Regions from separate parts of the Mus musculus genome. Here all the other regions are linked to region 1. Evidence: chromatin loops called from intact Hi-C (ENCODE). Cell type or tissue: left cerebral cortex. All regions are shown on one strand.

Region 1 (8,000 bases):
TCTTACTGTAGATGCCAGCAGCCAATAGCTGGGGAGAAGAGAAAGAGGAGGGGTTTTAGATTTTCCTGAGCTTGGGATCTCAAAGAGGAGGCAGGGAGGAGGGAAGTCATGCCAGAGACGTGCAGGACAGAGAGGCAGAGCTGCCAAGTAAAGGGACCAAGAAAACGTGGCCCGGAGGGCTGCTCAGTTGGGTCTAAAGCAGCCATGGTGAAACACAGAAGTTATTAAGTAGTAACTCGGAATTATTGGCAGAGTAGATTCTAACAACATGAAGGTTAGGCAGTCGTCCAGCTATTGTGCTGCTTGAGGCATATTAAAATGTAAAGGCTATGTGTGTGCCTTTCATTTGGGAACATAAACCATTGAGGCAGGTAGCAACCCTGCACCAGGATTTATTAAATTATCAATACTACACTTTTCATGGCCACTGTGCCTCAAGTTCCAGATCAAAATCCCTGCGTCTTCTGGTCTCAAGATCTGGATCACAGCTGCGCCCTCTGTTCTGGATTGTAGCTCATTCCAGATTAAAAGTCCAAATGAAAACAATCCAGGTAATTCCAGATTAAAAGTCCAAGTGAAAACAATCCAGGTAATTCCAGATTAAAAGTCCAAGTGAAAACAATCCAGGTAATTCCAGATTAAAAGTCCAAGTGAAAACAATCCAGGTAATTCCAGATTAAAAGTCCAAATGAAAACAATCCAGGTAATTCCAGATTAAAAGTCCAAGTGAAAACAATCCAGGTAATAGCACCTAACACGACCCGGGTTTGCTGTTATGAAGAGTGTCTTAATGAAAAGGAGCAAGCTGAGAAAGGAAAAATACAAAATGTATCGTTCAAGTAATAAAGATGCAGCAGGAAGTGAAATAGAACTGAATCCTGGGCTGGGCAGGGGGGGGCACACACCTTTAATCCCAGCACTCGGGAGGCAGAGGCAGGCGGATTTCTGAGTTCGAGGCCAGTCTGGTCTACAGAGTTCAGGACAGCCAGGGCTACACAGAGAAACCCTGTCTCGAAAAACCAAAAGAGAAAAGAAAGAGGAAAAAGAAAAAGAAAAACAACAAAAAAAGAGTGAACATTAGTAACCATGAAACAGATTTTATACCAGGCTGTTTTGAGACTTTCATCGTCAATGCAATTATTTAAAACCTCTTCACCTCAGCCTCAGGCAGACTCTTCAGACAATGGCAAGAACTGCCACATTCTTTATCAAAATATCTCAAAAACAATTTCTCAGCCACATACTAACATTCTTCTCCACTAAAATCTATCGGGCCAGGTCTGCACAGTTAAATCATTCTCAGCACCAACATCTTCCATATTTCTCCGAGGATGGTCCATTAAACCCTGCTTTAAGCATTCCACTATTTCCCAAACCAAAATCCTTATTTCTCCAAACAAAACCGTGGTCGGGCCTATCACAGCAATGGTCCCTGGTGCCAACTTCTGTCTGAGGGTTTTACTGCCATGAAGAGACACCATGACCAGGAACTCTTATAAAGGACAACATTTAATTGAGGTTGTCTTACAGGTTCTGAGGTTCAGTCCATTATCATCAAGGCAGGAAGCATGGCAGTGTCCAGGCAGGCATGGCGCTGGAGGAGCTGAGAGTTCTACATCTTCATCCAAAGAAAGCCAGGAGCAGACTGTTTTCAAGCAGCTAGGAGTAGGGTCTCAAAGCCCACCCCCACAGTGACACACTTCCTCCAACAAGGCCACACCTACCCCAACAAGGCCACACCTCCTAACTGTGCCACTCCCTGAGCCAAGCTTATTCAAACTACCACACAAGGTCTCACCAAATTGCCCAGGCTGGCTTGAACTTATGATCCTGTCTCAGCTGTGCCACCACCTCTGGTCCTGGTAGGGTTATGACTGCATCCGGGCCTGGGCGGTTGTGGTACACACCTTTTGGCAGTTTCTCTGCCGTAAGGTGAACCCATTCAGGCCCTAACGAGCGTTTGCCCTAAGCTACTGGAATTTGAGTCCTGCCCTCAGGCTGATATTAGTCCTTAACAGGCAGGGAGGGAGTATTTTTATTTTATCCGTATTTTTATTTTATGTGTATTTTGCCTAAATGTCTATGCACCACATGCATGTACTACCTGTGGAAGCCAAAAGAGGGCCTCAGGCTCCCTAGAACTGGAGTTATAGAGAGTTGCTAGCCACCTTGTGGATACATGGAGTAGAATCCTGTCCTCTGCAAGACATCCTCTGCAAGACAGACAGGTGCCCTGAATCACTGAACCATCCATCGCCCTAGCCTGACTTTGGTCTTGCTGCATACTGGTTTGCTCATCTCTAGCCAAGCTAGACCTTGTGCCAGGCCCAGCTCATCACAACCAGTTTCTCAGCCAGACGTTCAAGCCCTGCCATGTTGTCATGCTGATTTTAAATACCTTCCATGTAGGTGCTAGGGAAGCAAATGTAAGACAGGACCCCATGCTTGTCCCCAGGAGACCCCAGTGTGGGGGAAACAGCCCCCCCCCCCAACTCATCACTACATGGTGCATACCCTGTGTTTGTGAGCAGGCCTCCCTGAAGCCATGGTAACCATTCTGTGTGGAGGAAGCTGCCTCTGCCAGTGCCTGGAGAGGTGGGGTCACCCCTGTGGCCGACTCTTCCTGTCTATCCAGCTACGCCATCCACAAGGCGTTGGGTAATGACATACCCATTCACAGTCTGGTGGGTGTGGAGTGCTTGCTTCCATACTTCAACCCAGGGGTGCAATCCTGGCTTGGGCTCTCCAGCATGAACGGATGTTAGAGATACCTTCTAGAAAACACCATTAGATGAGTGGGCTCTGACAAGAGTGGGGATAGGAAATGGATTGGTTATCCAAAGGAGTAGGGACAGACAGGAGAACAGGCCAATGCCTCTTGAATAAAGGGCACATTAAGCTAGAACAGCTGTAGGGAAGAGAGGTAGGATGAACCAGGAGGGCTGGATTACTGATGTAACTAGGAAGGCCATGACAGATAGGACTCTGGCTGACTAGTCCTAGGAAGGGCACACTCCAGAAGTGGACAGACTGGCCTGGCAAAGAATAAATAGACCAAGACTATAAAAGGCACTTGAGGTAGAATGTGCCATCCGCAACGCAGTTTTCACGTCGTGGGCCCATAGAAAATAGTTACAGGGCGAGGGGCACCAGTGGCCAGCACCAGGCCCACAGCGACCCTTCAAGTAAGGTCTCTTCTGCAGATCTGCTATAGTGGGGGCTGGCGACAGCGTTGATAGCGCCCACAAATCTGGATACCGGGCCTGGCTCAATGAGGTTCAAGACAGCTCCATCGGCCTGCAAGGCTCCGGCGTAGGAACGGACTATCGTCATAGAGTGGATGGGGCCTTGGAGGGTATGAATGGTGGCGGCGGATGAAGCGGAAGAGGTTGGGGCTGCGTGTCTGGACCTGCGCCCGGGCAAGCAGCGCCACCTGCTGGGCAGACACGTGCGCTGCCGAGGAAACCGCAGACTCCGGGTCGCCCTGCAGCTGTCCTAGGTCTACACAAAGGGGCAACTCAGGCTGCGTGGGAAAAAGGAGCCCGGGGTCCACCCTCACCCATTCTGTCCTATCGACTCCTCCCCAGAACCCTCCACCTCTCCAGCACTCTACCCCATGTTAAATCTGGTTCTCACCCTGGAACAGAGAGTCCAACAGGTCCTGACTGATTCCTTTGGGCCTCGTATGATAGACCAGGAAACCTGTACAAAATTGAGAGGTCTGGCCCAGCCCTAGAAAAGGTTGGCCCAGCTCTCAGAGCCCTAAGTGAGTAAGTTGGCCTCACCTATTAGCACAGTGGCTGCCCTACGCAAGGTATCCTGTGGGCTCCGCAGGTAACCCTGGGTCTGACTCAGGAAGTATTGAACATGGCTTGGATATCGCTGAACCTAGGAACACAAATGCTTGTGACAGGATGGAAGTACCAGTCCTTCATGGAGCAGGTAACATGAACAAAGGCTGTGTGGACCAGTGGTCATGTTTAGCTCAGGTAGAGACTCTGTTTTGAGGGAGAGTGGACTATAGACTCCTTGGGCAAGCAAGCGGCTGACTATACCCTGGTGCTTTCTCTACTAACCAGGCGGTGGCAGACGCGGCTGAGAGCCTCAGGGCTGTCGTAGTGAGCCACAGTTACCATCTCCTCCAGCAGGCCCCATCGAAGGGCCTGATCGCAGCGGGCTAGTGTCCACTCAGAGCTCTGGAATGGAGAAAGCAAGCAGGGTTGGGTGTCCAGGAGATGGCAAGTGGTGGAAAGAAAGGGAAGGTGGCCAGAAAAGGTTGGCAGAGCCCAGGGTGAGGTGCCCAAGCGAAGACCTGGACCTAAAGGTCCTTGAGATTCTTGTCGCTAGCCTGAAATCTTCAGAGAGGCCACGGGGTAGGAAAGGTATTGGATGAGTCAGATATGGGACAGAAGACTGACCTCAGCAGCGTCCTGACTCGAGTCATGTAGGCGCAGCAACAGGGGCACCAGACTCTGCAGCACCAGTTTCCGCAGGGGTCCCCGAAGCCCCAGCCGGAGCCCCCGCTGGCCCCGCCGCACCAGTGTTCCAAGGAGTCCCACTGCCGAAGCGCGGACCGAGTCGCGAGCCTTCGTGGAAAAATATAGTCAGAGCTCAAGGAAGCAAGAGTGGGAAAGATCAGTGCAGAGTAAGGAGGGACGAGGCCTGATCAGGGCTGCAAATTAGGCCTTAATCTGGTGGCAGGTCCACAGGCAACTGAGCGGGGAACATAGGCAGAGCCCGTGGGTAGGAGTGAGTGTCTGTGGACAATTCCAACGGGGATGCAGTGGGACCACAGGGCAGGATTTTGCTCACATCGTCCAGTAGCGGTGGGAGACGTGGTCGAAGCTCGGAGCTGAGGAGTCTCACGGGTGCTCCGGGCTGCAGCAGTAGTCTCCGCAGTGCGCCAAGTGCAGCGCCCACGAGCCGCACATCACCTTCGCCCAGTGCTCTTAGGAGTACTGGCAGCAACATGTTCACATGCCTTATCTGTAAAGACAGGACTTGTGGCTGGACCTTTCCAGACTCTACCTAGCGTCCACCTCTCCCGGCATCTTCCAGGTCGGCACCTTCCCACGATTCATTGCAAGGTTGCCAAGGGCAAGTAGGCCTAGCCAGCGCACGGTGGGCTCTGGGTCACCCTGCCAAGTTCGAAGGCGCTCCAGGATGACTTCCTCACGTAAGAGACGTGCAGTAGACTGACTCTGTAACAGCTAAGCAAAGGGGCACGGAGTCAGCATATCTCTGTGTCTGAGCAGGAAGTCACCACTCACTACCGTTCTGGGAAGCAGGCTCACCCCAGTAAAGAAGGCCATAGCGGTGAGGCGTTGCGGGTTGTTGGCACTTCGTAGCCGAGGGAGCAAGTCCGCAAAAAGGCCTCGGAGATGGTGATCAGCATGTGCCACCATGGCACTGAAGTAGGGGAAAGGGGAGTTCTTCTTCCGCTTGGAAGGGCTCATCCCCACCTCCTCCCCCATGCCACCATCGCACCTGGCTAGCAGGGAGCCTTCTCCTGTTGTACTGTCCTGGGTTGCCTCCTCACCTGGCCAGCAGCAGGACACCCTCCAGGTGTGTGTGGGCTCCTACCAGTCTCCTCCAGCCTCCTGCTTGCTCCATACATGTGACCACCATTCGGCCACCATCCCCTGTGAGCAGGGCCTTTAAGGCCTCCACTGTGCAGCTGGAGGTGCGAACAGTTGTGCAGTGGGCAGTGAGGGCAAGGGAGGCCTGTCCCACCACTCACGTATCCCAGGGTACCTTCTCTCACCTGGCGTGGCTGTGAGGTGGCCCTCGGTGGGAAGGCTCCCAAACCTTAGGGCTGTCGGGGGAATGAGCACCTTGAGCCAGCTCATGCAGCTGTGTGACCAGTGCTAACAGCAGGTGAGGGTAGAAGCCTCGAGTGGCTCCCACGCAGCCAGAGACGGCCAACATCTCTCCAAGAGCGCGAGTGGCCTGTAGATCAAGTGAGCCCACCCTTGGAATTCTGACAATTTTTGGATGTGTACAGGATATCCCAGACAAGTGTAACTCTGGAGCTAGTCCTACCGTAAGTGGTTACTCTTTGGCTGCTTGTGGCCAGACCACGCCCCTATGTGTAGGCCACGCCCCCTGATGGCTCTTGCTGAAGCCACTTACTGCCAGGGCCTCAGACTCGGGAGCCGCCACACCCTTCAGTGCCCACAGCAGTTGCACCAACACCTGCCCGTTTACTCGCTGATTCCGGCTTAGGCTTCGCCACAGCTCAGAGGCTGCCCTAGGGGTGAGGGGCCATGTAGTGAAGAGGAGTTGCAAAGAATCCTCAGGAAAGCCCACCACGGCGACCTCTAGGAAAAGGCTCCAGAAGCAAACCATCCTTTACCCTTCCACCATCCCATATCCCAGAGAAGACAAACGCAGACGACAACAGAGCCAGCCCCAGAGATCAGCAGCCCTCTGGACTACACTGTGAGCCCCGTTGTGTCAGCTACTGGGAAACAGACCTAACATTATTTTTTTTAATTTTTAAAATTATTGTAAAGAATTAACCAAAAATAAATATTGGGGTAAATGACCCGAAGAGCCAGAGGCTTCTAGGTGATCAAGCCACCGTGCTTACTTATGCCGCCCACATCTTCAGGTAAAAAGCAGGGGATGGAGGGAAAGGAGAAGAGAGAGAGAGAGAGGAGAGTGTCAGAGTTAAACTAAACCCAGGTATGGTGGTGTAACACCAGCAAAAGTCTAGGGGAAGGGATTTCCGGGGCCCTATTCCCTTACTGCCCGGTGCTGCAGGAACCAGATCCTATGACCAAGCTATCAAGCGGGAAGGGGGAAGGAAGCCGCGTGGGGCAGCGCAGCGCGGCTGGGCGGGGAGGGTTACCGGTCCGGGGGTAGCGAACTGGGTAGCAGCGCACACACCACGTCCTGCGCATGCTCCAGAGCCAGTGCGCTCAGCACCCGTAGGGCTGCCCTCCGGGGTCTCCCCTCTGCCAGGCTAGGGACCTGTGCCAGCAGCCCACGCACCAGACCGTGGACCTGGGTAAAAGGAACAAACGTCAGTAGTTAGAGCCCCAGGACCTCAAAAGGAAACTCTTGCCAGCACCGCACCTCCCTACACTCAGAGCAGCCTTTAGGGGGAGTGTGGTCGAGGTTGAAGGGAGGCTTGCAGGATTCTCTGGATGGGGATGCTAACCTGGTCCTCCAGCCGCTGCCCCCGGGCTTCCAGGGCTGAGGACAGAGTGAGCGCTGTTGCCTGGGTCCCGGCATAGCCAGCCTCCTCCAGACAGGCAGCTGTATACAACGCAAGGTCTGCAAGGGTTCCTTCCTCCCAGGAATACTGGGAAGCCTATGATGGAAGAATGAAACGTGGAGTTTCTGAAGTCCCCAAGCCGATCTCAACTATCCTCCCTAGTCCTCCAGTCTTCCCATCCCTCAGATGGCGACAAACCTTCCTCCCGTATGATCTTTTCCATCCGTTTACCCTCAGGACTCCTCAATGCCCCCCCCCCCCCCGTACTTCTTGTCTTTCTAGTGCCCAAGTGAACAGCCAAACTTTGCATCATCCAGCATCTGCCCTCTTACTCACCTGGTACGGTCTCTCGGGGGCTGGCTCCTGGGCATTGTGTGGGGAATAGATCTCACTACCAGCTGTGGGGGCAACCACTTCATTCCCAGGCTGGGCCTCAAAGGCAGGGGTGAGTGTTTGAATATAGGGCTCAGGCTCGGGCCCAAGCTCCTGGGGATCAGACTGAGGGCCTGTAGAAGAGGGTCCCACAGGCTGCCCCTGGCTAGCCCGGATTCCTTCCGCTAGAGCTGTCAGAGTTAGGGAGCCCACAGGGCCGTCCCGGCCGTCCCGGCCCCGACCCCACACACCCCCAGCCATAGTGTTCCTACCAGCGGCACCTGCCACCACTCTTCCAGTGAAGTTGTGTCCAGACCTGACCTAGAATCAGGCCCCGGGCGGGCCCACAGGCGGGCCTACAGACAGGCGTGGTGGCGTGGGCATAGACGTAGGTACATGCGAGTCT
Region 2 (8,000 bases), 160 kb before region 1:
TCCAGGGATCCTAGGGCACCATGAAGGTTGGTGACAGCAGTGTCCCAGTGATCCTGCTGGCCTGGCCTGTTCCCTCCCACCTGGTGGTGTTTTCGGGCTCTCTTACAGACTGGGTACATGCAAGGGAAGCAGGGGCTACATCCCACAGTGCCACCATGAAGTGCCCTTCCCACAGGTGGACTGTCCCCCTATGCCCAGCCTGCTTATTCCCTTGTAAGTGGCTCTCTGAGCAACAATGGCATGTCCCCCTGTCTCCCTAGCCCTGCTCTGCCCACAAGACTCCTAAGTCAGGCCTGGGATGGTTCCCCTCCATTGAACTACACAGAGCATTCGCAGAAGTCTCTCGGACAGTCCCTGGCTTCTTATTCCTCTGTTATTCCTCCTTTTAGCAGTGAATGGGGCCCAGGGCTCACACTTGCTGCCTGGGCCCAGCAACCTCCATCATCACCTCTCCAACTTCCAGGGCCCTCGGTTGGGCAGCCAAGCCCCACCCAAGCTCAGGAAATATAGTCAGACAACTACCCCAGATCCTGCCCAGACAGGCTGGAACTGGACCTCCACAGCCTATTAGAAAATACTCCAAAGTTCCCTCTCAGCCATTTTCAGCAAAGGTCTGTGACGCTCAGCATGGTGCTGCTAAGGCCATATCCACTGTTGCCTCCAGCTTCCCAGTTTCCCATGCTGGTCCTCTGACGCACGGATGGCATCTCCCTAGCTGGACAGCCCCTTCTCCTACATCTCCTCTAGGGCCTCCTGACAGTGGGACCCCCAGAATATTCCCCAGGGTAGTTCTCAACAGCGTGTATCCCTGAGACTCTGGGGATAAGTGTCTCACAAACAGCAGGGCAGAGGAGCCCTCATCTAGGAGGATAGGAGCTAAGACAGGCCAAAGTGAAGCTGGAGACCAGAGGTAAGGCTCCGGAGGAAGCTCGGGGGAGGTGAGAGAGAGAGAGAGAGAGAGAGAGAGAGAGAGCAGAAGCGCTGTGTCCAGCATAGATTGATGTCTCTGGCGGCCGGCAGCCCAGAATGTTTTTAATGGTCCCTAAAGCCCTGGGTCAGCCAGCGCTGAGCTCAGCACTTGCTTTGGCCAGTCAGTAGGGCGTGAGCCACTGGAAGCCCACCTCAGGCCCCAGCCCCCACCCGATTGTCTCTGTCCATGCAGGGGATCCAGGAAACGCCCCCCCAAGAACCACAGAAATGGACCCAGACCTCTCCTGGGCTTCCTGAGATTCACGTAATGATTCCTGAGTTTGGGGCTGGGAATCTCCCATCCTTGGAGCCTTTCTGGGGCAGGCATGGAGAGGTAGCGTCCACTGAATCCCACCCCATTTGTCACAGGCCCATTAGGTGCTGACAGCTACTTCCCATCTGCCCAGTCAGGGCAGGCCAGCCTCCCTTCACCCCCCAGCAAGCCCCCCTCCTCCCCAGTGCCCATCCATCATGGGTTCTCCACCTTGCTCTGTGCTGGGAGCTTCTGAGGCAGCTTTCCCACTGGGGAAGTCAGGGCCTGGAGGGAGTTGGTTCTTTATTCTGAAGCAGGGACAGTAGCTTGCAGGCTTACAGCACGTACCACCAACCTGACCTGGAGGGAGACCATAACCTATGGGCAACTGCCTGTGTCACCAGTGGCCTTTTTAATGAGTGGGCCTCCCACTGGACCTCACAGCCCATCCAGGGAGCTCTGGGCCTCCGTTTTCCTAAGGCTTAGACACAGGACACGGGAGGAAAGCTGAGTACAGCTGGTTGCCGGTGCCGGAAGAGAAAACAGCAGGCCACACTGCAGAGAGCAGAGCAGTGCTCTGGGCTACGGCCTGTGCCACTCCAAATAAGCAGCACCTTTAGTTACTTTCCTGTTGCTGTGATAAAACACCACATCCAAGGCAACATAAGAAAGACAGTTAATGTGCTGGGCGGTGGTGGCACACGCCTTTAATCCCAGCCCTGGGAAGGCAGAGGCAGGCAAATCTCTGTGAGTTCAGAGCCAGAGTTCTGGTCTACAGAGTGAGTTCCAGATCAGCTAAGGCTACACAAAGAAATCCTGCCGCAAACAAGCAAGCACTTCATCTGAGGCATATGGTTGCCGAGGGTTAGCTGCCCTGGCGGCATGAGCAGCTGAGGGTCGCACCTTGATCCATAAGTTGCAGGCAGAGAAAGAGATGATGGGAATGGTATGAGTCTTTTGAAACCTCAAAACCTGTCCCCAGTGACACACCTCCTCCAACAAGGCCACACCTCCTAATCCTTCCCAAACAGTCCCACCAACTGCGGACCAAGTGTTCAACTATAGGAGCCTTATGGAGGCCATTCTCATTCAAATCACCACAAGGTTTCTCCATGGAAAACACAGGGGCCATAGTTACCTGAGGGCACTGAGCATGCTAGGATTCTTCATGAATCTGAGTCCTACTTCAGAAAGGGGGGTGACCAGCACAGGTTGGATAGGTCTACTCTCCACACTAGGATCTTCAGAAAACATAGACACTCCAAGACATGTATTTATATAGCAGTGAACCCTTTGTCAGCTAAACATATCTCAAGTAACATGGGGGGGAAGAAGGAAGTAGGGAGATTCACCTAGGCTGGGGTGGTTCTGCCATTTCCCTTTGTGTTTCTGCCTTAGGAGAGCACACGCCTGCCTCAGAGCACACTCACTGAGGGAGAAAGGCGCATTTGCCTCCCCACAGGGGTGTGTGAAGGCTGAGAGACTCCCAGCGATGCTCCTGTCCTCCGACCTCCTTCCATATTTCAGTTTCCCACTTTCCCAGGCCCCCCCCCACAGCCTGGATTAATTTGGGAAGGACAATGTTTATATTAACCGTTCATTTATCGACGTCTGCTTGCTGGGTCAATGGCCAAATTTATTGTCTCACAAGATGGGCCGTATCGAGCCAAACAGCCTCCTCCCTCCCTCCGACAGCCTAGGGTGGAGAGACGTTGTCAATATGAAGTCCACTGACCTTGGGCCTACTAGTCTCTGCTGCGAACTGGGGAAGGAGTGAGTGGAGCTGGCAGCAGGATCAGCCCTGCATACACAGACCCACTGTGGAACCCTCAAAGCTCAGGTGTCACTGACCCAGGCAGAGCACAAGACAGAGAAGTTGGGTCAGAGAGTCAGTTGACCATGCACACACAAGGTGCCTGCCATGCCTAGTCCAGGCTACTAATAGGATGGAGGAGGCAGTCACCCAATGACAGGCTAGTTCAGAAGTCAGAGTGGATAAGCAGTGTGTCAGAAGAGGTTCCAGGGGCCCCAGCCCCTGCAGTACTGATGCCCAGAGCCCAGAGGCATCTGAGGGAGCCAAGGATTCTCCTCATCTTTTAGCTGTGCCAGCCTTTCTTCCAGGAGGATGAGGAGTTGAGGAGGGTGAACGAGGCCTCTGATCTCTGCCCCTGCATACGAGCCACAGAGTTCTGCCATATTAGAGAAGGGGTAGCGAGGCAGGGCTGAAATCCTTTCTGCTCTCTGCCAAAATCCCACCATGCTGCCTCCACAGCGCCCCCCAGGAGGACTCAACCCTGACCTATGGCCTCAACAGATGGCTCCAGACATTCCTCGGGTGAGAAGCTACGCTCTGATGAGGACAGGAGGACCAGAGCTGGTGTCAGCATTCTGCAGGCGACTCCAAGCTCAGGTCTGTGACCACCAGGCTCTCCTGCCCCTCCTCTCACCCGGTTATTTCATTTATTCAGTCAACAGTGGACATACTATGTACCAAGTTTTGAAGATAACTATCAGCCAGCAAAAGACTCCCCGACTTCTGGAACAGCCCAAGGCTAGGGTGCAGGCTGCAAAGCTGAGGTGCAGGCTGCAAGGCTGGGGTGCGGGCTGCAAGGCTGGGGTGAGGGCTGCAAGGCTGGGGTGCGGGCTGCAAGGCTGGGGTGCGGGCTGCAAGGCTGGGGTGCGGGCTGCAAGGCTGGGGTGCGGGCTGCAAGGCTGGGGTGCGGCTGCAAGGCTGGGGTGTGGGCTGCAAGGCTGGGGTGCGTGCTAGGTGGAGTGGTTTGGTCAGATGCAGAGGAGATTACAGATATGATGAAGTGTCTGCCTAGGGACCTGGACATGTGAAAGTCCTGAGGCAGGCACTGTGGGCAGCAGGGTAGTCTGGAACACATGGGAGACAAGCACAGAGCCAGCCAGGGGGACTGTGGGACTCTAGCACATACTAGTTAGAGAATGGGGGCAGGGAGAGTGTTCTGCGCAGGTTGGGAATGGTATGTTCTGGTGTCTTTTGTTTGCGGTGCTTCTTGTTTGTTTGTTTGTTTGTTTGTTTGTCACCTTTTATCTCTGAATGGCCTAAAACTAGCTAGAGACCAGGCTGGCCTTGAACTCACAAAGAACCACATGCCTTGGCCCCCAAGAATTGTGATTAAAGTATGCAGCACTGCCCCATTCTGGGGTCTTATGAAGGTGTCTTGTGTAGGGTGTGACTGGAGATGGTCAGAGACCAGAGGTCACACAGGGTGGACTTGTGCTGTGCCTCCTACAGGTTGGTTGCCTACTCCCTCACTCTGCCCAAAGCTTTCTAGGCTGTGTTTCACCACACAACCACTAGGAGGCGCACAGAGCCCAGATAGGTAACAGCTCTATGGAGGCCAGGGGCTAGTCAAAGGGCTCATTTGTTCACAAGCCTCTCGTCGATAGCTTGGGACGGCAGCAATGTTGATTGAGATGCCACACTTGAGTTAGAATCTCCACGAATGGTGATGAGCATTGATCAGCTCATCAGGGAACTGGCCCTGGCAATAGAGAGGGGAGGGGAGACTTAAGAAGGAGAAAGGGGAAGGGAGGAGGAGAGCAGAGGGGAGGGGGATGCAAATCGGGACAGACGGGAGGGGGCGGGCACGAACACAGCTCCACCCCCAGCCCCTTCAAGGTCTTATTTAAGCCCTGCCTCTCTACCTGTGACCCCGGGGACAGGAAGATCCCCACGTCTGTGTTCCCTTCAACAGAGGCGGGAGCCATGCCAGACCCAAATGCCTCTTCGCAGTTTCTTCTTATACACATAATTAATCGCGTTATTTCCTTGAGCTGTCTTAGATTGTAGACAAATGATTGAGGATTTCCACGTCCCCTTGGAGGGGGTTGTTTGTGTGTGCACGCCCTGTCAGCCGCAGCTTGCATTGCAGTGATAGAATGGTTCTAGCTTTCAGTCCTGTGGTGACTGGTCACAATCCCAAAGCCACACCCACCTACCTTAGACTTGGCCCCTGTCTGTGACTCTGCGGGACGGGGACCAGGCAGCACTGCTATCTCCAACCTTTCCTGCCAGCAAAGTTAATCTGCTGCTCTTGTCTTTTGCGTAAGGAGTCTGTCAGTACTGGGTCATTTTCTGTTGTTTGAACGGACTGTGGTTCATTCATGCATCACTTGCTGAAGAGCACCTTGGCTGCTTCACCACAGAAAAAGCTGCTGGAAACACTGTGTGGCTTTGATGGGGAATGTGGTTTTGGTTTTTGTTCTTGTTTAACAGGCTGGCAAAAGCCACGGTGCACCACCATCCCTGAGGCCTGCACCTCCCTTGGTGGGAAGCCACCTGTCCTTCCGTAGAGGCTCTGAGCTGCAAGAGAACAGTGTGTTGCTTCCTGATGGGCTCTGTACCCCCTGGGGGTACAGGATGGGGTACGCGCCACTGCAGAACACAAGCCTCCATCCCCTTACCCCTGTGGGCTCCTAGTCACCTCTGGCTCTAGTTACCAGACCAGTTGGTCACACTGGGTGTCTACATACCATCCAGCAAGTCATAGTTGAACCCCCTCCCCCTTCCTTCATTTCTATCTGTCTCTCTCTCATCCCCTCCCTCCCACTCTTTATGCCTGTATCCTCCCCTCCCCTCTCTTCCTCTTGAACACTTCCAGCCTTGGGTCCTGCTTATATGTGGACTGACCCCACACAACTGTGTCATCATGTCCTGTCTGAGCTTTCTCTCCTGTGTGCCTATCACCTGGATGGTGTAGCGACTCTCCTGTGGCTACTTCACTCAGCTCTCTGAGCTTGCGACGGCCTCTTCCTTGGTTCTCTCTCATTTCTCGGTACCCTGACCTCCAACATGTGCTTTGTGAGACTCAGAACACCTCAGAGGTCCCTATTCTGCAATCCTGAGTCTGGTATACGTGGGGGTGGGGGTGGATGAAAAGGGTTGCATGCCTGATGAGACACTTTACCTTTCTGACCCCTTTGTATCCGCCCCTACTCTACCCTGCTGGAACCTTCCGGTTTCTTCTCTGCTCTCAGCAGTGTGAGGTTTTATGGTTGTCTGGGTCTCTTTCTATCAGGCAGCAAAGCTTGGGTCCATTTATGGGAGTAGGGAGGGGCCTTCTTCTCTGTCTTTAGCATAGTCTGCTTGGTCCTGTCCAATCTTAGGTGCTTTGGGCGACAACTAAAGACCTTTGGTCTCACTGAAGGAAACTCCTACCTCTCCCTAAAAAACATCCCTCTGCAGAGTCCCGGCCTCAAGCTGTCTTCAACCACACCCAGCCCAGGCCACAACTACTGGGCCCTTCTTTAGCACACATCCTATGGAGAACCCAGCAGAGAAACCTGAGGTGGATGGTAATAGTGTTCCGGGCAGCAGAGGGGAAGCCTTTGAGAGACCCAAGGACAGCCTCTGGAGTTAAGTTCACCCTTAATATTGATTATGTGTTTCGCTCATAGTTTGGCAGAGTGGCCTGGAACCCAACCCAGTAGCCTTTGGCTTACCAAGGAGGTTAGGCTGGTTTGGGGTGTCTCCTAAGGCCCCTGGAAGTCCTGTGGGGTATCAGTGAAGAAGACATAGTGGGGGTACAGATAAGAAGTAACCAGAGGGGGTAACATGGGCGATGGCCACCCAGCTAGGGGTCTGCTCATCCCAGCTCTGGCCTCTGCCTGGCCTAATTCCACAGCAGGTGCCGTGTTCCCCTCTACAACATGCCCTGGGGGTTGATGGATAAACTGTCTGGCTCATTTCCTCACTGTGAGGAAATACACTGAGAGCCAGGCAGCGTTAGTGTTTCTATTTAATAAAGCACACGGGGCCATGTATAGTAGGACCAGGAGTAATGGCACTTTGAATCTCAGGACTCAGGAGGTGGCAGATTTCTGTGCGTTAAAGGCTAGCCTTGTCTATATGGCAAGTTGTGTGAGAGCCATGGCTACATAAAGAGACTGCATCTCAAAAAAAAAAAAAAAAATCATATAATCCCAAAGCCAGCCCAGGACATTGCCCTGCCTGGCTCTGCCTCCTGCTGTGGTGCTCCTGCCCCATGGTTCCCCGCTGGGCTCTTTACTCTGTCTGGGCTCCTTATAGGCAGGACTGTGTGAGAAGCCCTGTGGCAGCCCAGGGCAGCCTGATGCCTGCCCTGCAGTAGAGCCATGCCTAAGCTTCCAGGTTCTTCTGCAAACTGATCCAATGACTTTGTCCTCCCGGCACAAGGGCTTACAGTGACACGAGGACCTGTCCCCACAGTATCGCCCAGCTCACTGACATTGATGCCACTAGCTCCCCTGGCAAGGCTTGGTAAGATGGATGCCTCTGGGAGGAGCCCTACCCAGCCCCCAGCCCACTGCCTCTGTCCTTCTAGTGGAGATGCCTCCTGACTGCTTGGGCCAGAGTTTCACAGTGAGCCCTTTATGCTATGGGAGAGTGCTGTCTTCGTAGACTTTTGCCCAGCAGCCCCTGCCCTCTGTGTGGAGGGGGATGGGCAGAAGACAGAGGCTTCAGGGTCTCTACTCAAGCTCTGCTGGCCACAAAACTGGATCTGAGGTCCCTTACTCTCTTTCCTGGGGTCTAGCCATGAAGCCCATTGTCCTTCCTCCTTGGAACTTCAAGGACTGCAGACAATTGTTCAGCTAGCTCCAACAATCATAGCCTAGCCTCCTTCGGCCCTAGAGTATGTGTGTGTGTGTGGGGGAGTGTCTGAAATGGTCCAGCTGTCCCATCTGATATTCCTCAGGGCTCCCCTGCATAAGGATTCACTGTTGGGCCAAACCCAGTCTTCAGGAAGCTTCTGCCTGGGTTATATAGAGC
Region 3 (8,000 bases), 170 kb before region 1:
CCCTTCTAGGCCACGAGGACTCCCAGCAGGGACGAGGCGGGCCTGGATCTGCTCGCAGCCTACTATAGCCAGCTCTGTTTCCTGGACGCACGTTTCTTCAGTCCCTCCAGGAGCCCCGGGCTGCTCTTCCACTGGTAGGGGCTAGCAACAGAGGCGGAGGCCCAGGGAAGGGAGGCCAGGTCGTTATGGGAACTGTACCCATCCTGACACCATGCCGCAGGTACGACTCGCTCACGGGGGTCCCGGCACAGCAGCGGGCTCTGGCCTTCGAGAAGGGCAGTGTACTGTTTAACATTGGGGCACTCCACACGCAGATTGGAGCACGGCAGGATTGCTCCTGCACCGAGGGCACCAACCACGCTGCTGAGGCTTTCCAGAGGGCTGCTGGTGAGAGCTGTAGACCATAAATAAGAAGGGTGTGGCGCCCAGCTCTGTGGCAGGAAGTAGTGTTGGTGGACATGGTCTCCCTGTGTGACGTTCTGAAGGTCGTCCTGGTGGGCATGGGGAATCCCTGCCCGCATGAGCACTGTATCCATCCTCAGGGGCCTTCAGACTCCTGAGGGAGAACTTCTCCCACGCGCCAAGCCCAGACATGAGTGCTGCCTCTCTCTCCATGCTGGAGCAGCTCATGATTGCCCAGGCACAGGAATGCATCTTCAAGGGCCTTTTACTGCCAGCCTCTGCCACACCTGACATCTGTCCAGATCAACTGCAGCTGGCCCAGGAAGCTGCCCAGGTGAGGGCAAGGAGCCCTGCCCAGAAGCCCGACTTGGTGGCCACTCAAAGAGTGAGAGCAGAGCTCAGGAGGACAGGGACAGAGTTGGGATGGAGCCAGGTCAGGGAAGGATGGGCACCTGCATCTAGTGCTCTGTGTCATTCGCTAAAGCCAGTTGCTGTCCCAGCTTTTCTTGAGGTCCTGAGAATAGGAACAGAGCCCCCAGATGCCCAGGTCTGGCTCAGCTTGGAGTCTAGGGAGAGGCTGCTGGAACTTGGGGCAGAGTAGATGGAGATTAAGCCCAGGGTGCAGAGGCAGTGGCCTTGTCTCTTGAGCTCCAATGGGCTGAGGGAAAGACAGAGTTTCCATTTGTACCTTCATGCCTGCTGGCAGGTGGCAACTGAATATGGGCTTGTGCACCGGGCCATGGCCCAGCCACCTGTCCGAGACTACCTGCCTGCCTCCTGGACTAACCTGGCGCACGTCAAGGCTGAGCACTTCTGCGCCCTGGCCCACTATCATGCAGCCATGGCCCTCTGCGAAAGCCACCGTGAGTGTGTCCCTCCTCATGCCTGTGTGGACCCACAGAGGCTCCCTACTCAGGCTCATGGACTCTCTGACCCCTAGCAGCAGCCAAGGGTGAACTCGCAAGGCAGGAGCACGTCTTCCAGCCCTCCACTCCCCATGAGCCCCTGGGCCCCACACTGCCGCAGCACCCAGAAGACCGCAGGAAGCTTGGTGAGACATCCCAGGCAGGGCCCTGGGCTAACCACGGTGTGGCCCCGACAGCCACTCAGCAGCTGACATCCCTGGGTTGGTGGGAACTGCTGAGACGAGGGTTGTTAAACTGGGCAGCTGGGGACAGCTCTTTCTTCCCTTGCTGATCTGTTGGGCCTGGCAGGACTTTCCCAATCTGGTCAACACCATCCAACCCTGTGGCTCATTCCACTTCCTAATGCATCCTGAGACAGAGGGTCTGGAACCCCGCCTGGAAGGGGCCAGCTTGTATGCATGATGCATGGTGCGTGCGTGCGTGCGTGCGTGCGTGCGTGCGTGCGTGCGTGCGTGCGTGTGACAGTGCCATGCCTGTGCACAGCCAAGGCCCACCTGAAGCGTGCCATCCTGGGCCAGGAGGAGGCGCTGCGGCTTCACACCTTGTGCAGAGTCCTGCGCAAGGTGGACCTGCTGCAGGTTGTGGTGACTCAGGCACTGCGGCGCTCCCTGGCCAAGTACTCACAGCTCGAGCGCGAGGATGACTTCTTCGAGGCTACGGAGGCCCCAGACATCCAACGTGAGCATCTAGGGCCCTTCGGGATGAGTCTGCCAGTCAGAGGGCCAAGCTGAGCCCCCGCAGCTACAGCTGAGAGGCAGTCAGCAAGCCGGGTGTGGTAGCACGTGTCTATAGATCCCAGCCTAGCACTAGGGACCCTGAATCAGGAGGACAGAGTTGAAGGTCAGCCTCACACAGTGAGCAAAGCCCTCTTTGGGTGGGTGGGAGGCAGGCTGTGTTGAGAAGTGGAGACTGTGAGGATATCAGCCCAGCATCCCCTGCCACTTCCTTCCCCACTTGACTCTTGCCTTGCAAGAGGGGACAGAGGCACAGTGCCAGCTGGGGCTTCCAAGTACATTCCTGGGAACCTCTACGTATATTCAGGGAAATAGTGTAGCCCCAGCTGTGAGTAGGGACAGCTAGGCTTTGAGGACCCAGGACGGTCCCATGTGCCCCCTCGGGCCACACACTCCTCTGAGCTGAGCCAAATCCCACCGGTGGAACGCTGGTTCTGGGAGGGCCAAGGGCCTGGGGTTCAGCTCCAATCCTCCTTTCCCTCCTACCTGGTCAGCCAAGACTCACCAGACCCCAGAGGTGAGGATGCCTAGCCTGTCGCAGGTGAAGGTGACTGACTTCTTCCATCGGCTGGTGAGCAGGCCAGTTCCCCAACCTGTCCTCCTCCCTTCGGCCCCACCCCTGTTCCTGCTCCAGGGTGTGTGGGCTAAGATGGGGGTCAGTGGCTCTGTGACTGCCACCCAGCCAGCCCTCCACCACTTGTCTCCTCCCAGGGACCCTTGTCTGTGTTTTCAACCAAGAACCGATGGCAGTTGGTAGGGCCGGTGCACATGACTCGAGGAGAGGGAAGCTTCGGGTTCACGCTGCGCGGAGACTCTCCAGTCCTCATCGCTGCTGTCGTCCCTGGGGGTCAGGCTGAGGTAAAGGCCCTCTAGCCCGGGGTGCTGGAATCCTAGAGGACCGCTAGATACTGCCACCACCTCACCGATCCACATTCTCCGCAGTCCGCTGGCCTGAAGGAGGGCGACTACATCGTGTCCGTGAACGGGCAGCCGTGCAAGTGGTGGAAGCACCTGGAGGTGGTGACACAGCTGAGGAGCATGGGCGAGGAAGGCGTGAGCCTGCAGGTCGTGTCATTGCTGCCCAGCCCTGAGCCACGTGGCACAGTAAGCGCTTGGCCTAGGAAAAGCTCCCCAACCCTCAGTCCTACCCAGCCCTGGTTGTCCCCAACCCCACCCCCGGGTCCTCAAAGGGAAAGTAGCTAGGTAGCCTTTAGTAGGAGTGGCTTTCTGGGCAGTGGTCACCTCTGATGGTGCCTCCATAGCGTGGCTACTGTCCTACTCCAGATGAAGCGCCCAGACCACCTTGGTGGGGTTTTTGTCCCCAGAGTAGACCAGGCTATCCCAGAGGTCACATCTGTCCAGCATGGCCACCCCGGGTTTGGGTGGCAAGCAACAAACAAGGAGCCTCGCATGGCCACTTCAAATGCCCCTAACATGCCCCTAACACACCTATGGCTCCTAGAAGGCTCTAATATTTTCTCAGGGTGGCCACAGATAGGGCAGGCAGTGATGGCTGACAACATCCATCTCTGTCCTGGCTGCAGGGACCCCGACGGGCAGCACTGCTGTGGAACCAGAGAGAGTGTGGTTTTGAGACACCGATGCCCACACGTACCCGCCCCTGGCCCATCCTTGGCTGGAGCCGCAAGAATAAACAAGGCAAGACTGGAAGCCACCCTGACCCCTGCACCAACAGGAACTGTGTCACCTGCCCCTGAGCTGGACACCCCGTATCCCTGTGTGCTCAGGATGGCTGTGGGGGCCATACTCCTATGTACATCACCCTGGAATCAGCTCCAACTAGCCAGATGTGCCTAGCGGGGTCTGTCCTCTACTCTTGGGGACTATCAGGCTGCCCCCACCTTGCTTAGAGATGTCTATTAAAAATGCTGGTCAGATGAGGTGAGTCTGAGTCGGGTACTGAAGCTTCGGTCACTTTACCCCACCAGAGAGATGTCTCAGTGTAGTCCAGATGTAGTTTCCCTCTGCAGAGGGCAGCAGAGCTGGGGCTGTCCTCCAGCAGCAGGCCCCTTGGCCCCTGCCATGCCTCATCTACTCTGCGGATGCCTGGCTCTATCCTCACATCCAGTTGCTCTGGGCATGTACCCTGACGGCTCCACCCTGATTCTGCCTGGTTCCTAGTAGCCCTTCTGGTCACCAGCCTCCCTTGCTGGTTAGTCAGCTCTTCCGTGTGTAAGATCTCAGCAAAGACATTTTTATCTCCAGTCCCCTCATGCTTCCCCAGCTTCCAGACCATCCTGTTGCCCATTCTACCTGCTCCCACGCAGGTCCTGACAGGTTCCCCAGAAGGATGGGCTCAGGACCCGGACTCAGAGGGACAGGGTGGGGACACCATATGAAACGCAGTCCTGAGCTATGCATGGCTGAAGCCATGAAGATGCTCTCCCTCAAAGGCCCTGGAAGGTTCCGCATGGAAACAGAAAGGCTGTATGTATCTCCGTGGTAGAGAATGCAAGAAACCCTGGGCTCAGTCCCCGAACTAGAAAGAAAACAAAACAAATTAGATGGAGAACTTGCTCTCTGCAACCACCAGGGGGCGGCTGTCACCCATTCATGCAGCCCGAGGAGGCTGCAGCTCTTCCAACCCCCAGGATTCTGAGAACCTGAGGACGGCCCAGGAAAGAGAAGCAAGCGGCCATAGTCAGCAACCCACCCACGCCCTTTCAAGCCTCTGCCCAGGGGCTCCCAGGGGAGAGCACCCAAGTCCATGCTCCAGGTCTGCCTACACAGTCCAGGGCTCTGCCGCCCATCACCCTGGCCAGACATCCGCGTCCAGGGCCAGCCGGTGAGTGGAGTGAGTCCTGAAGACGCAGCTTTCTTCTGAAATAGGAGAGGCACCCACCCAGGGGATCCACTCACCTGCCCTCCCGGGACAATCTCCAGCTCAGCAGAATGGACAAGGCCGCTCAGGCTCCGCAACACTTGCAAATTTTATTAATAAAACTGTGTGTCAAGGAAGCCATTACATGATAATCAGGAATGACAGGGGGGCAGACCTTGTGGAGGACAGTAAGCGTGGGACACACACACAAGCACATCTTGGGTGATCTGTTGAGATGACGCCTGGAGCTGCCCCTCGCCTGCACAGTGAGTGGCTAGGCTACCAGGGCCTGTCTGTACCCTCTCCACTAATCTTTCCATGCCGCCTTCGCCTTCACTCCTGGGCCCTTGCTAACTGAGCTCTCTGCCTTAACTCTCAAGTACCTGGCTCAAAAGTTTCCCCATTTCAGGGACCTCTCTTAAGGCCCTTCCTGTGCTGTGGAGACTCCTCCCAGAAGGAGGACAGAGGTCCTTGACTCAGGCCCAGCTGTCAAGGTGAGAAAGCTCCCAAGACCAGGTAGAGTCTAGAATTCCATCTGGGCTAGGACTGAGTGACCAGGGAAGCCCTACCTAGCCCTCTGTGTGAACTTTTTAGACGAGAAAATGGGTGTATGTAACGCACACTGGCATGCTGGAGGGTATTGGCCCTGATCTTCACACACACTGCTACCCTAATGGACCAGCTGATGGGTACCCCACCGAGAATGTGAGCAATCCTGGTTCTGGCCCATTTACCCTGGCTTATCTCTTCCTACCATCCCACCCCACACAGTTCCCCAAACCTTCTGACCTAGCTGGCATCTTCTCAGCCTTTAGAGTCGATGTCCCCACCTTGGGCTGCTTTTGCTTGGCCACACCCCTGCTCAAAACTGCAGCCTCTGGCTTGTGGATCACAGGTGAACCCTGGGGTCATGAACAAGGATAGGGCCAACTGGCTAGTGAGGGCTCCGAGTACCTGCAGAGGACAAGTGACATATGTCACACATGTGCTGCCCAAGAGGGAAGAACAGGGACCGGCCTGTCTCCTCACAGCCAATGAGGAGCCAGGGTCCAGAACCATCAGGGAGATCACAAGGCTCGTAGAAGTGAGGTGCCTGTGCGCACTGGCCACACATACAACCCAAGTCAGCTCACACCACGGAGGGGTGCTTCATTTTCAGAGTGGCTCCCTGGGCAGGAGGCTGAGACGTGCGTATGCTGTGATTCCTTTCTGCTTTGCCAACAAAATCTGCCGAGAGGGGAAAAGGCAAACTCTGTTTTGCTTGAATCAGCAGTGAGAGGCCCGGAGATTAATGTGGGAGAGGGAGGCGCAGAAGAGAGAGTGGGGGTGGAGATGGAGTGAGGGCGGGGTGCACGTGGAGTGGGGGGCTGGTGATGGATAGTCAAATAGAGATGGCCAGGTGGAAGGACCCTGCTACCTGCCTCAACCTCAGGGGCCTCAGGGCTACCGTCTTCTAGGCCCCTCCTTTCACATGTGTGCTTTGGGTCTGAGGCCCAGCCCAGAGCCTCCGCCTACCACTCGCACCCCCCATGCCCATCAATATTTTATTTTGTTCATTGTTCCCACTGGCCAGGGATTTGTGAGTTCAGCTGCAGACATGGGAGAAAGCCGTGCACCAAAGCTCCCAGGCCGGGGAGGTGGGTCCCTGAACTCCTGTCATCCCTTAGTAAATTTAACACTACACGGTTGGGCTGTCCAAGGAAGAGGGGTGAAGATGCAAGCCAGACATGTGTCCTGCCTGATGGGGCACCTAAGTCAGGAGCCCACAGTAGGGGGTGGGGGGGTTCTGGCTGGGTACTGGCTCAAGTGGGGAGAGGCAACTGATATAGGACAGATGCAGGAGTGAGCTACTCAGAACTATAGCCCAGGCGGGGGAGAAAAAAGATGGCCAAGCCAGAACAAGGCACAGAGTTACAGCGGTTTAGTTGCCTGTGCCTCCGTTTCCCAAAATAAGAAAGAGGGTGAAGACCTGCGGCTGGCCTTGGAGGAGCTAGATCAGTCCAGATCACACTAGCCTGGCTAGAAAGCCTATCGGCTTTCGGAAAGCCACTGCCAGAGAACAGCCATCACACCGTGGCCTGCCACGGCTCTTTACCAAGAGCACAGAACCCACAACTCTGGTGGGCAGGGCAACAAAACTCTCTAGACAATGGGGGCCCAGGACCCTGGCTCCCTCGGGAGTAGAAATGTTCTTGGCCCTGTTCCAAGAGCAGAGGACACTAGACAGGCCCAGCAAGGGCTCTGCTCTGACTCAAGAAAAGATGCACTGTACCCGTATAGGCCACTGAGACTCCAGTCCCAGCTATGTATGTCCTGTGGCTCTTCCTTCAGCTCTGAGGAGATGAGTGGGCTGTGGCCACAACCCAGCCCCTCACCTGCAACCATTGTCCTCAGCATGCTGCTCTCATGTGTCAGGTAGGACAGGACCAAAGAGGCCCCAACCCTGGCCCTATCCACTCATGAGGCCCGAGTCCCATTCTCCCCTGCAGGCTGTGGAAGTGATCTCCCCACACACCTGCCCCGAGGCCCCAGAACTGTTCTGCAAGGCACACACCCCCTTCACTCTCCGCTTCTGTATCCCCAACTTCACAACCCTCACATTCCCCTCTCCCTCTCTTCTCTCCCCCTCTCTTCTCTCTCCTCCTCCCCACTCTTCTCTTTCCCCAACAGCTTTTCACCCCATCTCCATCCCCACCAACACGGGTCTCTGCTCTACCGCCCAACCTCCATCGTCCCATTCAACCACGGCTTATGTCAAAATCACTTCCGTGCCGCCATCACTGAAGTCCCCTGCCTCTGCCACAGTGCTAATTCATTTCTGTCAATCTAACACAGGTTAGAGTCACCCTGGGGGAAAGGGACCTTCAGAGGGTAGTCAGATGGGCCTGTGGGCAAGTCTGTGGGGCACTTTCTTCGTTGATGATTGGTGTGGGAGGGCCCAGCTCGCTGTGGGTGGTGCCATCCCTGAGCAGGTAGTCCTGGGAAGTATAAGAAAGCAAGCTGAGCAGGCCATGTAGAGCAAACCATGAAGCATTGGTCTTCCTCCCTGGCTCCTGTCTGCCTGACCTTACCCACTATCCCTGGCATCAACACCTT

Evidence for each region. Hi-C counts contacts between places; a loop is a spot of excess contacts. Peaks named below come from ENCODE experiments on the same cell type or tissue, not always from the same donor. Only the 100,000 strongest peaks of a DNase experiment are listed, where the experiment ranks them.
Region 2: a loop joins it to region 1, with 4 times the contacts of the local background. A loop is called at or near these places in 25 of 42 quality-filtered maps.
Region 3: a loop joins it to region 1, with 5 times the contacts of the local background. A loop is called at or near these places in 25 of 42 quality-filtered maps.

What each region holds. Positions count from the first base shown.
Region 1 is chr15:75,880,869-75,888,868 of GRCm38, forward strand. It overlaps Mroh6 (maestro heat-like repeat family member 6), which reads right to left and starts at 7,904. Exons shown (of 14, transcript NM_001282443.2): 1 at 7,559-7,904; 2 at 7,166-7,318; 3 at 6,854-7,008; 4 at 6,133-6,250; 5 at 5,765-5,949; 6 at 5,540-5,677; 7 at 5,295-5,409; 8 at 5,067-5,210; 9 at 4,813-4,986; 10 at 4,419-4,586; 11 at 4,077-4,196; 12 at 3,786-3,888; 13 at 3,637-3,702; 14 at 1,492-3,501. The coding sequence starts at 7,855. The coding sequence ends at 3,269. In left cerebral cortex, CTCF peaks have their summits at 2,115, 3,436 (motif pointing left) and 7,067; DNase peaks (open chromatin) are centred at 3,403, 6,114, 6,920 and 7,073; H3K4me3 peaks cover 1,004 bases; H3K27ac peaks cover 236 bases.
Region 2 is chr15:75,723,223-75,731,222 of GRCm38, forward strand. No RefSeq gene overlaps it. Among named protein-coding and RNA genes, the nearest start is that of Mafa, 21 kb to the right of the region's middle. In left cerebral cortex, a CTCF peak has its summit at 4,547 (motif pointing right); a DNase peak (open chromatin) is centred at 4,547.
Region 3 is chr15:75,710,446-75,718,445 of GRCm38, forward strand. It overlaps Rhpn1 (rhophilin, Rho GTPase binding protein 1), which reads left to right. Exons shown (of 15, transcript NM_001163465.1): 6 at 10-134; 7 at 221-387; 8 at 543-736; 9 at 1,109-1,265; 10 at 1,346-1,453; 11 at 1,812-2,006; 12 at 2,557-2,633; 13 at 2,774-2,920; 14 at 3,005-3,166; 15 at 3,607-3,974. The coding sequence ends at 3,780. Among named protein-coding and RNA genes, the nearest start is that of Rhpn1, 10 kb to the left of the region's middle. In left cerebral cortex, CTCF peaks have their summits at 1,823 (motif pointing right) and 4,609 (motif pointing right); a DNase peak (open chromatin) is centred at 4,639.